Regions from separate parts of the Homo sapiens genome. Here region 2 is linked to region 1. A link is a contact called in ENCODE Hi-C or POLR2A ChIA-PET data. All regions are on one chromosome and are shown on one strand. Each heading gives the region's core, a stretch centred on a gene start or an enhancer-like site at or near the end of the contact. The rest is flanking DNA. Distances are from core to core; before and after follow the strand shown. Region 1 holds the start of IPP (intracisternal A particle-promoted polypeptide). Region 2 overlaps MAST2 (microtubule associated serine/threonine kinase 2).

Region 1 (6,815 bases), core at 1,772-4,271:
AACCTGACCAACATGACAAAACCCCGTCTCTTCTAAAAATATAAAAATTAGCCAGGCGTGGTGGATCAGGGCTATAATCCCAGCTACTTGGGAGGCTGAGGCACAAGAATCACCTGAGCCCAGGAGATGGAGGTTGCAGTGAGCTGAGATCACACCACTGCCCTCCGCTCTCCAGCCTGGGTAACAGAGCAAGACTCTGTCTCAAAAAAAAAAAAAAAAAAAAAAAAAAAAAAAAACCATGAGATCCTGTAATATAAGACATATGGAATAGCACAGGGAAATTTAAGATGACTAAGATTTTGTAATTTAGGTATCAATGACAATGGGTAATAAGACTTATAGTGTGGGCTGATGTTAGAAAAAAAATGGTTACGTTTATAGCATTTAAACTTATCAAAGTCAAAATAACAAGGCTGATTATCATCACTTTCTAGGAATTAACTTATTGAGAAATTTGATTGAGAGATTCGAAGGTAGCTGCTAAAACTTCATATCACCATCTACAGAATATCAACATATTACATATAACTAGCATATAATAGCAAGAAGTGTTTGAGGTGATGAATATGGTAATTACCCTGATTTGATAATTATACATTATATACATGTATCAAAATATCACACTGTACCTCATAAATGTAAATATAAAACAATTATTATGTGCCAATTTAAAAAATATCTATTTTGGGGGACAGGGTCTCACTCTGTCACCCAAATTGAAGTGAAAAATAAATTTTTTAAAGAGGGTGAAAGGGGCTGGGCACAGTGGCTCATACCTGTAAGCCCAGATTTTTAGGAGGCTGAGGCAGGCAGATCGCTTGAGTCCAGGAGTTTGAGACCAGTCTGGGCAACATGGCTAAACCCTGTCTCTACTAAAAATACAAAAAAATTAGCCAGGCATGATAGCACAGGCCTGTAGTCCCAGCTACTCAGGGGAGGCTGAGGTGGGAGGACCACCTGAGCCAGGGAAGTCCAGGCTGCAGTGAGCTGAGATGGTGCCACTGCACTCCAGCCTGGACAACAGAGCAAGACCGTGTCTCAACAACAACAACAACAAAAAGCAGGTGCGGTGACTCACGCCTTTAATCCCAGCACTTTGGAAGGCTGAGGCGGGTGGATCACCAGAGGTCAGGCGTTCAGGACCAGCCTGGCCAACATGGTGACCCCATCTCTACTAAAAAATACAAAAAATTACCCAGTCATGGTGGTGGGCGCCTGTAATCCCAGTGACGTGGGCGGCTGAGGCAGGAGAATCGCTTGAACCTGGGAGGCAGAGGTTGCAGTGAGTGGAGATGGAGCCACTGCATTCCAGCCTGGGCAACAGAGAGACTCCGTCTCAAAAAAAAAAAAGGAAAAAAAGGGGGTGGGGGCGGAGAAACCATGTATTTGGCCCTACACAGAAATGTGACCTGGAACTATTATCAACATGACATGACTGTCAGGCCTTTTCTGTTTTACATTTCTGTCAGCACATTTTGAACCCTAGTGGTTTAATTACAAGGTACCTCCTCTGTCCCCTACTTCAAGGCATCAAGCACAGCCACTGAGCTAAAATGCTGCCTCCTGCTACAAGAAAGAGTTGACTGAATATCCATTCGGGTGGCAGACAACAGAAATACTAGTCTGTTACCATGCTTCTCAGTAACTGCTGATACCATCCCACTGTCAGTGGAGTAGGAACGTCATCCCAAAAGGTGGCATGTGGAGTGACCATATTTCCAAAGGAAAAGAGCACAATTCTGTGACGTTGCATGCCTCACGTGCCCCAAACTTGAAAAGCAGATTGTTGACTGGGCAAGGTGGCTCACACCTATAACCCCAGCACTTTGGGATGTCCTGTCGGGAGGATCGCTTGATTTTTTGTTTTTTTTTTTTGTTTTGTTTTTGTTTTTTGTTTTTTTTTTTTTGAGACGGAGTCTCGCTCTGTCGCCCAGGCTGGAGTGCAGTGGCACGATCTCGGCTCACTGCAAGCTCCGCCTCCCGGGTTCACGCCATTCTCCTGCCTCAGCCTCCCGAGCAGCTGGGACTACAGGCGCCCGCCACCACGCCCGGCTAATTTTTTGCATTTTTAGTAGAGACGGGGTTTCACCGTGTTAGCCAGGATGGTCTCGATCTCCTGACCTCGTGATCCGCCCGCCTCGGCCTCCCAAAGTGCTGGGATTACAGGCGTGAGCCACCGCGCCCGGCCAGGGAGGATCGCTTGAGTCCTAGAGTTCAAGACCAGCCTGGGCAATACAGCGAGCCCCCCGCCGCAAAAAAAATTGTTTTAACATTAGCTGGCTGTGATGGGGCAAGCCTGTACTTCCGGCTACTTGGGAGGCTGAGGTGAGAGGATCGCTAGAGCCTGAGAAGTCGAGGCTGCAGTGAGTTGTGATCGCACCACTGCATTCCAGCCTAGGAGAAGGGGCGAGACTGTCTCAAAAAAAAAAGCAGATTATTAGGAAACGGTAGAAATGCCCAGAGGAACTAAAGCGGACCTATGTTTGCTGGCTTTGAATTCACTGCTGGGAACATGTGGAAACTGCTTCAGCAAAGGGGTGTCAGAAAGAATCCCCGGAACAAGTGTCAAAACACCCGTGGTTCTTTGTGCTTGAGTTGGGGGCCCGGCCTAGAGAGCTAGCCCTAAACTGCTGCTACACTAAAAGCTAATAATCGTTCCTGCGCTACCTAAAGGTCAGGGAAGGGATCTCAGACAAACGAGGCGACAACAGAGGGACTGGGGACACAGCCTCAGGATTCCCCAGTTGGGGCGGGGGAGGCAGGAGCGGTCCGGACGAGAAGGTCTGGGGAGGGCGACACTTAGACTGTCGGAGGAAGGCCTGCGGCGGCAGAAGGAAAGACAAGGAAATACACAGTTCTAGAGGCTTCTCTCACTCCAGTCCTCAGGGGTCCGGAAAGCCGGAGGGAGTAGAAGAGGAAGTTCCCAACCCCGTCACAGACGCGCCCGAACGCAGGCCCTCCTTACCCGCCGCTTCCCCTTCCCTCCGGCGCCCGCTCAGGCCCTGCGCGCGCAGTCGCGACCAGCCCCGGCCGGAGAGGGCGGGGGAAACCTGGCGGGGGTGACGAGGCGGGAGTGACTGGGCCGTACAGTTCCCCGAGAACTGGAGGCGAAGCCGGGCGGTGGGAAGGGACTTCGGACGCTTCGCGGGCCCTGGGTTTTCACTGCGCGTGCGCGAGGTTCTTCCGCTCGCGGGAGACTGGGCCGCTGGCGCCTCTCAGTGCCCACTGATGGGGCCCAGGGCTTGGGCTTGCTTCCCCAAGGATCAACAGCTTAGCTGCAAGCCTCTGCTTCTGCCTGCTGGGGCCGGCTGGCTCGCCCTTTCCATTCCGCTTGCACTCTGATTCTTGTGGTGTCCCAAGAAGGCCGCGGATCTCAGTTAAGCAGAGACGAGCCGAACACCTGGCACGGTCCTTCTCTACTGTTCTCTCGAATCGTTTTCTGAGTGCATGACTGAGCCTGGCACTGAAGGGATACTTATTTTGGGGAAGGAAGAACTCAAAAGTCCAGTTTTTTTCACTGTTGACCCTCATGTGTCACATTAGTGGCTTTCAAACTGTTTTGATCCCAGCCTACGGTGAACAAAAATATTTTACATCAAACTCAATACCACATACTTGTGAGTATATATATAGAAGTATATATCTAACATAAAATCTCATTTCTTTATTTTTATTTTTATTTTTTATTTTTTGAGACGGAATTTCGCTCTTGTTGCCCAGGCTAGAATGAATGCAATGGCCGGATCTCGGCTCACCGCAACCTCCGCCTCCTGGGTTCAAGCGATTCTCCTGCCTCAGCCTCTCAAGTAGCTGGGATTGCAGGCATGCGCCACCATGCCCGGCTAATTTTGTATTTTTAGTACAGACTGAGTTTCTCCATGTTGGTCAGGCTGGTCTCAAACTCCCCACCTCAGGTGATCCGCCCGACTCGGCCTCCCAAAGTGTATTTCTTTCTCTTTTTATGAGACAGGGCCTGGCTTTGTCGCCCAGGCTGGAGTGCAGTGGTGCCATCTCGGCTCACTGCAGCCTCGACTTCCTGGGCTCTGGTAGTCCTCCCACCTCAGCCTCCTGAGTAGCTGGGACTACAGGCCTGTGCCACCACCGCCAGGCTAATTTTTTGTATTTTTAGTAGAGACAAGATTTCGCCATGTTGACCAGGCTGGTCTCCAACTCCTGGGCTCGAGTGATCCGCCCGCCTCGGCCTCCCAAAGTGCTGGGAGGTGTGAGCCACTGTGCCTGGCCTGAAACAAAATCTTCACAAAACTATGTTTACACTTACGACCCGCAGTGCACTAAATTTTTATTTCTTCTTTTCTACTTCATTACCAAAAACTGCTAACAGGGACCTATTGTCAGCAAACATTGTCAAAGACTTGGAAATGAGGAAAAGAGAATTCTGTGTGCCCTTTCAGTGTAAGGCTGGACGGATTTGCATCCATAGGGAGCTCTGACTTTCTATTGACTAAAGTATTTCACCAGAAAACTGGTAGTACTTAAAATAATTCTTGCCCGTCTGTAGAAAAGATACACCAAAACATTGTTTTATTGACCTGTAGCATATTAAGCCATTTTTACCCTTCTCAGCAAATTCATTTAAACATTCCTGATTCTTAGCAAATTCATGCTACATTCCTAAATATCTTACTGGCTCCCTTATAAGTTAATGAGATAAATAAAATATTTGATACTTTTTTTTTATATTTGTAAGAGAGTCATGGTTTTACTCTTCAGAAAATTATACTTCAGCACTACTAAAATCAATTTCATGACTTACTCTGGATTACACTTGTGAAAGTTAAGCATACAGATTGGGCCATTCTTCTCATACCCACCGAAAATGGTGGGAGGGGAAACACTGAGGGCACATTTCATTGCTCAAAGAATGTAATTCTCTGCAACCCTGTCTGCTGAAACTGCCTGTTGTAACCTGAAACCAGTTTTACCCAATAGCTATTGAAACAAACTGCCATGACTCAAAGACTAGTTTGGTTTTTTGGTGGTTTTTGTTGTTGTTGTTGGTTGTTGTTTTGTTTTTGACAGGGTCTCTCTCCCTGTCACCCAGGCTGAAGTGCAGTGGTGTGATTGGGGCGGGGCTCACTGCAGCCTTGACTTCCTGGGCTCAATCAATCCTCCCACTTTAGCTTCCCAAATAGTTGGAACTACAGCTGCATACCAGCAAGCCCAGTTAATTTTTGTCTTTTTTGTAGAGACAGGGTTTCATCATGTTGCCAGGCTGGCCTTGAACTCCCAGGCTTAAGTGATCCACTCACCTAAACCTCCCAAAGTCCTGGGATTACAGGCTTGAGCCACTGAGCCCAGCCTCAAAGGACTAGTTTTACCCACTGCAGTCACTCACCAATCAGAGCTTGCCAGCAACCTAAAACTTTCCTAGTGCCAATGAACTTTCTTTCAAAGCCATATGTAACATTTCTCCTTTTTGTAAAACCTCAAAGTGAACCAAAGAACACCCAGTCTGTGTATATGCTTTGAATTGCAATTCTTGCCTCCCAAATAAAATGTTAACTTTAGAATTGCTTGGACCTGGGAGGCAGAGATTGCAGTGAACTGAGATCATGCCACTGCACTCCAGCCTGGGCAAAACAGCAAGACTTTGTCTCAAAAAAAAAAAAATGCTTATAGGCTGCTATAGACTAAATTGTGTCCTCCCCATAATTTACATGTTGAAGCCCTAGCCTCCAATGTAATGGTATTTGGAGCTACCACAGTGAGGCAGTGGGATGCGTCTCCCCATAAAAGATAATCGCTAGCCCCTCCCGAAGGAGAACAGGATCCCAGACGAGCCCCCAAATTTATTGGAAACAAGTGCTTGGCGTAGCCAAAAGAAACCCACACTTAGACAGAAAATTTCTCAGTAAGGCACCTTTACTTCTGCAGGATGGTGCTGCTTGCGCCTGTTAAAATCACAAGAGCACACCAAACAAAGGAGGGAAGGAGTTTTTAATCCTAATGCAGTTCCTGTTTTTGTGTCCTTCCCCTATTGACTGGGGTTGGACTGCACAATCTAAGCTGATCCTGATTGGCTAAGACTTAAACTTTTCCAAATATGGTAAACGCACAATTTGCAAAAAGAAGAAGAAGGGGGGCAGGTAGGATTGATTTACAACTTTTACAACTTACGAGCGGAAAGTTGAGTCTTTGAAGAGGCACTTAGTTGTCCCAACAATTTCCCCTCTTCTGTTCTATAGCTCTTCCTCTTCAGATTTCTTCAACAGGATTTGGCTTTGTTGTTCTTCTTGATTATCTAGGAGCAAGAACTTATCTGAGTACAGAGGGGGAGACGTAGGGGAGGATTTTGTGAGAGCTGCTTCTATGAGCCTTTGGGTTAACCCACGAATATAGGGTATGATACAGCAGCCCACAAGGATGAGTACACCTGTAACAATTGCAAGGGAGGTAATGATTGAGGTCATGAGTCCTTTCCATTTTCCAAACCACCTTTCCATCAGGCCCATAAAGGGATCTTCTATTCCAGAGTTTTCGGCTAATTCATTTGCTGGGGTGGTAAGGCCTTGTAAGGTTTTTGAGATTGTCCCATCGGGTGGTGTATTATTAGGGATAAAAGTACAACACTGGACCCCAATCATGACACAGACTCCGCCTTTTTTGGCTAACATCATGTCAAGCGCTATTCTATTTTCCCAGGCCATCTGGCTGGTAGGGCCTAATTGTTCAGCTATTCCTTTTATGGCATCTCTGGTATAATTGATGAATCGCTGCTGATTGTAGTATATATAATTTATCCAGTCTACATTTTTATTTATAGTGTACCACCAGAATAAGATACACTCGATCCC
Region 2 (6,815 bases), core at 2,838-5,337, 220 kb after region 1:
TTAAAAAGTTTTAATAAAAGTAATACAAACTATGACAATAAGAGCCTAACTTCCATAGGCTACCATAGAGCTGAAGGAGAGTTCTCAAGGAAGAACTAACTTGGAAGGAGGATTCTCTAGGCTGGATTCAGGACTTGTTGTAGTTGCAGCCCACTGGATGTAGTTGCAGCCCACTGGATGGCAGAGATGTTTTCTGGTTTGCCCAGACCAAAGCTGGTCCACAGTTACTCAGCAATCAGGGAATAGCCCTCTGGAGCACAGGTGAGTCTCAGCCAGTGGTCAGGCCTAGAGAGAGAAAGTAGAGGTGCTGCTGTGAGCACTTTGTGTCCTCAGGAAGGACGTGAAAGACAAATCCTGGGGGTCGGGGTGTTGAGCAAGCAAACAGAGAGAGTCAGTGGGGACAGGCCTGGAGCACACAGTATCTTTGTAGGTAAGGCTGTGGAAAGGTGTCTGTGTGATTGGGGCAGAGCAACCCACATATCCACGTTCCCACACCACTGACTGATAATGCAGTTGCTAGAATTAGCACCAAGAGCCTGTTCTTTCTGCAGTGTGCCTCCAATACCCTCTACTGAGAAAGTTTAACATCATGCTCACTGTAGAGGATAGATGATGCTTAAAGGAATTCTCTTCTTTATCTCAGAGCAGGTATTGAAGGATTAATTTGAAGCTTAGTGGCATTAAATTGATAACCAGCATAGACATTTAGATTGTTTATACTTTTCCACTATTATAGTCATCAATGCTACAGAAACATCCTTCTTCATATTCTTTTTGTATATATGTACACAGACTTTTTCTGGCATATATATGGAGGCATGGAATTGATAAGTCTTGGAATAAACTGTATAAATTTTTAGGAGTAGGATCAATAGGTCAGGAGGCATGCATATTTTAATGTTGTTTGTTACATATCATCTAATTGATTTTACATGAGTATTCTGGAACTAAGAGTGTGCCTTCCATAAAAGCATTCAGTCCCTATCATTCAAGGTCAAGCTCAAGCCCTAGTGTCAAGCAGGAAGATCCAGCTGCCAATTCCAGGTGAGGACTCCTGCTGCATGGAAGATGACTAAGATCGTAATAATGCCAGCCGTCAGTAGGAGTCCACAGACCTCGGCCCACTGCATCTTCTTTGGGTTTGAAGCTGTCAAGGAGGACTCAACATTCAGCACACTGGTTGGAACAGCATTTCACTCACAGAAAGGACAGATACAACAAGATCAGAGTCTGTGATGTGCACCAGTGGCAAAGATCCCATTCCATCCTGTGGTGGGCAGATACACTGGTGGGGCTGGCCGTGTGCCACATGCCACACACACTTAAGCAATACAAAGAAGTTTACTCCATACCCAGAAGAGGGGAAAAGTTTCTGCTAATAAGGAAGAAGAATCTGTGGCCAAGTGACAGCTTGCCACACAGCTTCCTTATGAGGGAAAGTTTTAGACCCAGGCCACTAATTGGGTAGTCTTGGAGAGGGGTGGCAGGTCATGTGACGGCTACATCCCTTACAGCCAGTAATCCATCCCTCTTTACTCCCTGACACGTATAGACTCCTCACCTCTATCTGCATTGAATCTATTTGGGCTAATTTCATTATCCCTTACTCCTGTTTATGCCCATTGCCACAGGAACCCTCAGGTTACCCGCACCCCATCATCTACATGCTTAATTCATCTAAACCTCTGAACATTCCCTGCTCTGTCTTATCCCTCCCTGACTCTGGAAACCCTTCCAGTGTACCTTTTGGAATTCCAGTTCTTTATCAGCAAGATCTGTCTCGTAATCTGTTCTCTAAACATTCTTTCTTCTTCCTGTTCTAGTGGAATCATAGGGGAAGAGGGAGAGCTTAGAACACTGATTATCTGCAGACTACTCAAGTGTTAACCCTTTTCTCATAATCTCAAAGCATTGGGTCTAGTAGTAAGGGTAGATGTCCTCTGTTTTTTCATTATTTTCACTGTCTTCTCCCTAATCTCCCCAAACTTAGAATCTTACATATCATTAATTTGTATCATTTAGTACCTATCATTGCAGCTGTAAAACTCTTCATACATTGCAATTGTAAAAATTTTAGCTCTTGACTCCAATTACTCTCTTCAGTTCTACTCCTGTATTATTCTTTTTTTCAGTCTGTTTGTGAGCTGTAATGTGTTATTCTTGGTGGTTTCGATACACCCGTAGTTGATAACTCCAGTTCTTAAGACTTTCTGTTCTTTGAACTCCTGTCTTCCAGTGAACCTCTCCACTACCCTACCTCAATCACTTATGCCCTAGATCTGTACTTTAGACCTTGTCTCCATAATTTCAGTTTCCTTCTTCCTGCTCTCTGAGCACCACCTCTAATCTTTCTATAGCTTGTGTCATCTAGAAACCCCACCTTTGAAAAACAGTCATTTGATCCTGGGACCTTTAATCCTTGGGAACCTTCGATAACTATATTGAGATGTCTTCCAGACATCTGTGTGAATAATTCAGTATGTTTGTCTTGATTTCAAGGAAAAAATAGGGCTAGAGATACAAATGTTGGACTTTCACCATATAAAAAGATCTTAAATCTGTGTGTCTAGATGTCATCACCTAGGGAGTGAACATAGACAGAAAGGACTAAAGGTACAAGGACTGAACCCTGGGACATTCCAGTTTTCAGAGACCAAAAGAATGAGGAGAGACCCAAAAGGAAAGAGGAAAACTTAGAATATATAGTGTCCTGGAAACCACATAAAAAGAGTATTTCAGAAATAGCATGTGATCACCTGAGCCAAATGATATAGACAGATCAAGTGACATGAAGTCTGAGTATTGCCAGTGGGATGTAGCAATGTAATGTCAGTGTTGACATTGATTAGCTGTTTTGATGGAATGGTGGGGGCAAAACCTAATTGGTGAGTCAAGAAAGAAAGGGAAAAAGAAAATGGAGATAATAACTAAATAATTTGTCAAGGAGTTTTGCTGTTAGAGCAGAAATGAAATGCAAAGATGGGTAGAGAGATCAAGAGAGTTTTCTTATTTGAAAAAAGTAACAGTGTCTATGTACATACACTGATGGAAGTGATTCAACAGCAAGAGAAGATCTGATAATGCAAGAGAAAGGAGAATGGCTGGCACAGTGTCCTTCTATAGTTGAGAGGGGATGGGATCTAGTAAATAAGCAGTAGGTTAGCCTAGCTAGGAGCACAAACAGTCCTTCTCTAGGAATAGGGGAGGATGTGGGGAATACAGTGCAGATTATGGCTGGGTAGATGTGGTAAAGATAGCTTATTGAAGTTCTTCTCTGATTAGTTGAGGCCAGGTGCTGTGGCTCACGCCTGTAATCCCCACACTTCAGGAGGCCAAGGCGGGAGATCATGTCAGCCCAGTAGTTTGAGACCAGCCTAGGCAACATGGTGAAACCCCATCTCTACAAATGATACAAAAATTAGCTGGGCATGGTGTTGCATACCTGTAGTTCCAGCTACTTGGGAGGCTGAGGTGGGAGGATCATCTGAGTCTGAGGAGTTCGAGGCTGCAGTGAGCTGTGATTGCACGGAACTGTGATTGTGATTTTGAGAAAGAGCAAGACCCTGTCTCAAAAAAATATTTTTTTCTCACTAAAATGGAAAGTGAGGTGATTAGCTGAGCCTGAAGAGAGAGGATAAAGTATGATACAGTCTTTTAAAAGGATGGGAGAAAGAGTACACTAAGAAGTATGGTCTGATTTCCAGTAGTATGAAGAGCCAAAGTTAGTGATCATACACATAAAGTGAGACTAGTCAGCTTTTCTATATGACTTTCTGAAACTTCTCAGGCTAGGATTTTGGAAAGATTGTGTGAAGATACTGAAATTACTCCTGACAGAAGGCATGATAAAAAGAATGTGAGTGATACAGGAATAAAATCCTTAAAGAGTGAAGGGGATTTCCCAAAGGTTTGTATGTGACTTTTAGCAAGGAGGAGTAATGGTTGTTGTAGTCTGATGACATCATTTCAAACCTGGGTGTTTTTATGGAGAACAGAGGGAGAATGCCTGAAGATGAAATGAGCCAGCAGGATGTCTACCCCACCTCTAGGTCTAGTGGTACAAAGGGCATGTGAAATCCAACAGCCATCATTTGAGAGAGCTGCCAAGGAAGCTGCATCCACAGGGGACAGTCAAGTTGCAACCTGTTCAGGGTATGTTAAGGGCTGTACTAAATGTGTGTCCAGGGTGCTTGGGAGTACAAAAGTAAAGATTTGTAACCCAAGCTAGTCATTAAGCAAGGTGTTCTTTTTGGAGGTAGCTCATTGAATGAGGTAGAAAGCTCATTCTAAGATCCGTATGAAATAGAATTATATGATTAGGAAATTAACAGTCCACAGCATTATAGTTGCCTGGATACGATGGCTCACTCCTGTAATTCCAACACTTTGGGAGGCCAAGGTGGGAGGATCACTTGAGGTCAGGAGTTTGAGACTAGCCTAGGCAATATAGTGAGTCCCTGTCTCTCCAAAAAAAAAAAAAAAAAAAAAAAAAAGCCAGGTGTGGTAATACACACTTGTAGTCCCAGCTGCTCAGTAGGCTGAGGTGGGAGGGAGGATCGCTTGAGTACAGGAAGTCACGGCTGCAGTAAGCCGCGGTCACGCCACTGCACTGCTCTCCAGCCTGTGAAACAGAGCAAGACTCTGTCTCAAAAAAAAAAAAAAAACACAGACCATAAAAAAGTACAGATCGTTTGTTACTAGATTATAAACTGCTAATCAAATATGGATGGGTAGGCAGAAAGTCACGGAGGGCTATATGCAGTGCTAAAGGGATGAGGTATGAGGAGTCCATGGCATGGACTCTTTTTTACCTAAGATCCATGGACCCTGAGTGGTTTTACAAGTGCCATAAATCCCCTAAAATTATATTCCCAATTTTGTATATATGTTCATTTTCTTGTGGAGGCAAGATTTGCCAAAGGTGGTTTTTTAATCTAAAAACTGAATACTTTTTTTTTTTTTTTGAAACAGAATCTCTCTCTGTTGCCCAGGCTGGAGTGCAGTGGTGCAATTTCGGCTCACCGCAACCTCCACCTCCTGGGTTCAAGTGATTCTTGTGCCTTAGCCTCCCAAGTAGCTGGGACTGCAGGTGTGCACCACCACACCCAGCAAATTTTTTTTTATTTTTAGTAGAGACGGGGTATCACCATGTTGGCCAGGCTGCTTTTGAACTCCTGACCTCAGGTGATCCGCCCACCTCAGCCTCCCAAATTGCTGGGATTACAGGTGTGAGCCACCACACCCGGGGAAAACTAAATACTCTTTAAGGCTTGAAGAGGCAAAGTGGTCCGGGCACAGTGAGTCACACTTGTAATCCCAACACTTTGGGAGGCTGAGGTGGGCAGATCACTTGAGGTTAGGAGGTGGAGACCAGCCTGGTCGACATGATAAAACCCCATCTCTATTAAAAATACAAAAATTATCCAGGCATAGTGGCACATGCCTGTAATCCCAGCTACTCAGGGGCCACAACATGTGAGAAGAATGCAAGGAAAACTCTGGAAACATTAAAATCACATTGTTCTAGTGGTGATTACCTGTGGAAAAAAGTAAAAAAGCAGCTTTAACTTTTTATTCAATTTGCTACGGTTTTTGGCCATAAGAATTTGTGAATTGTACGATAAAAATGTTAAAATAAAAGTTATTAACAGAGGGCAGTGCTGGCAGTTGGAAGACCAGTTAAGAGGCCATTGCCATTATCAAGATGTTAGGGGAATGTTTGAAATAAAGAAAATATATGACTATGAGAAAAATGTAAGAGATTAAATCAGTGGCATGTGGATTGATTGTCTTCAGATTCCCTGAGTGATTAATGCCATGTGTTGATACCCTTAACTTAGATAAGGAATACTAATAGGAAGAGAAGAGTTAGGGGGAGGAAGACGAACCCAGGATCAAATTTACACGTATTCAGACACTTGATTTATGACAAAAGTGGCACTATAGAGCTGTAGGCAAAATCCATTGGATGTTTGTATAGAGAAATTGGAAAACGTGGCTCTTCACAAGAAAATCAATTCCAGGTGAATTATAATTTTAAATGTGAAAGGTAATACAGTAAAACTTTTAGAAGGTGTACAGAAGAAAATCTGCATGGCCTTAAAATAGGGAAATTTTTTAAAAACAGGATATAAAGGATAAGATTCCTAAATTTGACTACATTTAAAATGAAGAATTTCACCGGGCACGTGGCTCATGCCTGTATTCCCAGCACTTTGGGAGGCCAAGGCGGGTGGATCACCTGAGGTCAGGAGTTCGAGACCAGCCTGGCTGACATGGTGAAACCCGGTCTCTACTAAAAATACAAAAATTAGCCAGGCGTGCTGGCGGGCGCCTATAATCCCAGCTACTCAGGAGGCTGAGGCAGGAGAATGGGTTGAACCCGGGAGGTGGAGGTTGCAATGAGCCGAGGTGGCGCCATTGCATTCCAGCTTGGGCGACAAGAGGGAAACTCTATCTCAAACAAACAAACAAACAAACAAACAAAAAGGCCGGGTGCAGTGGCTCACGCCTGTAATCCCAGCACTTTGGGAGGCCGAGGCGGGCGGATCACAAGGTCAAGAGATCGAGACCATCCTGGCTAAGACGGTGAAACCCCGTCTCTACTAAAAGTACAAAAAAATTAGCCAAGCATGGTGGCATGTGTCTGTAATCCCAGCTACTCGGGAGGCTGAGGCAGGAGAATCGCTTGAACCCAGGAGGCGGAGGTTGCAGTGAGTCAAGATCGCGCCACTACACTCTAGCCTGAGTGACAGAGCAAGACTCTTGTCTCAAAAAAAAAAAAAAAAGTTCTGGTTATCAAAAGATACTATGAA

Evidence for each region. A loop is a pair of places that touch in the nucleus more often than their neighbours do. ChIA-PET counts read pairs that join two places held with the same protein, here RNA polymerase II (POLR2A).
Region 2: a loop to region 1 is called in a map of sigmoid colon, with 4 times the contacts of the local background. The contact joins the enhancer-like site here to the promoter of IPP in region 1. A Hi-C loop is called at or near these places in 1 of 168 maps with a recorded cell type or tissue (sigmoid colon). POLR2A ChIA-PET finds 5 or more read pairs at or near these places in 1 of 52 experiments (WTC11).

The regions. Positions count from the first base shown.
Region 1 is chr1:45,747,632-45,754,446 of GRCh38, forward strand. IPP (intracisternal A particle-promoted polypeptide) reads right to left here and starts at 3,022. Exons shown (of 9, transcript NM_005897.3): 1 at 2,966-3,022. LOC105378693 (a long non-coding RNA gene) reads left to right here and starts at 3,318. Exons shown (of 3, transcript XR_947290.2): 1 at 3,318-3,617. RefSeq lists a silencer at 2,863-3,132.
Region 2 is chr1:45,971,029-45,977,843 of GRCh38, forward strand. All of the region lies in intron 5 of MAST2 (microtubule associated serine/threonine kinase 2), which reads left to right. Among named protein-coding and RNA genes, the nearest start is that of PIK3R3, 160 kb to the right of the region's middle. RefSeq lists a silencer at 4,533-4,652. Within about 2 kb of position 4,088, at least 3 of the 41 ENCODE cell types and tissues checked have a DNase peak (open chromatin) inside an H3K27ac peak, as active enhancers do.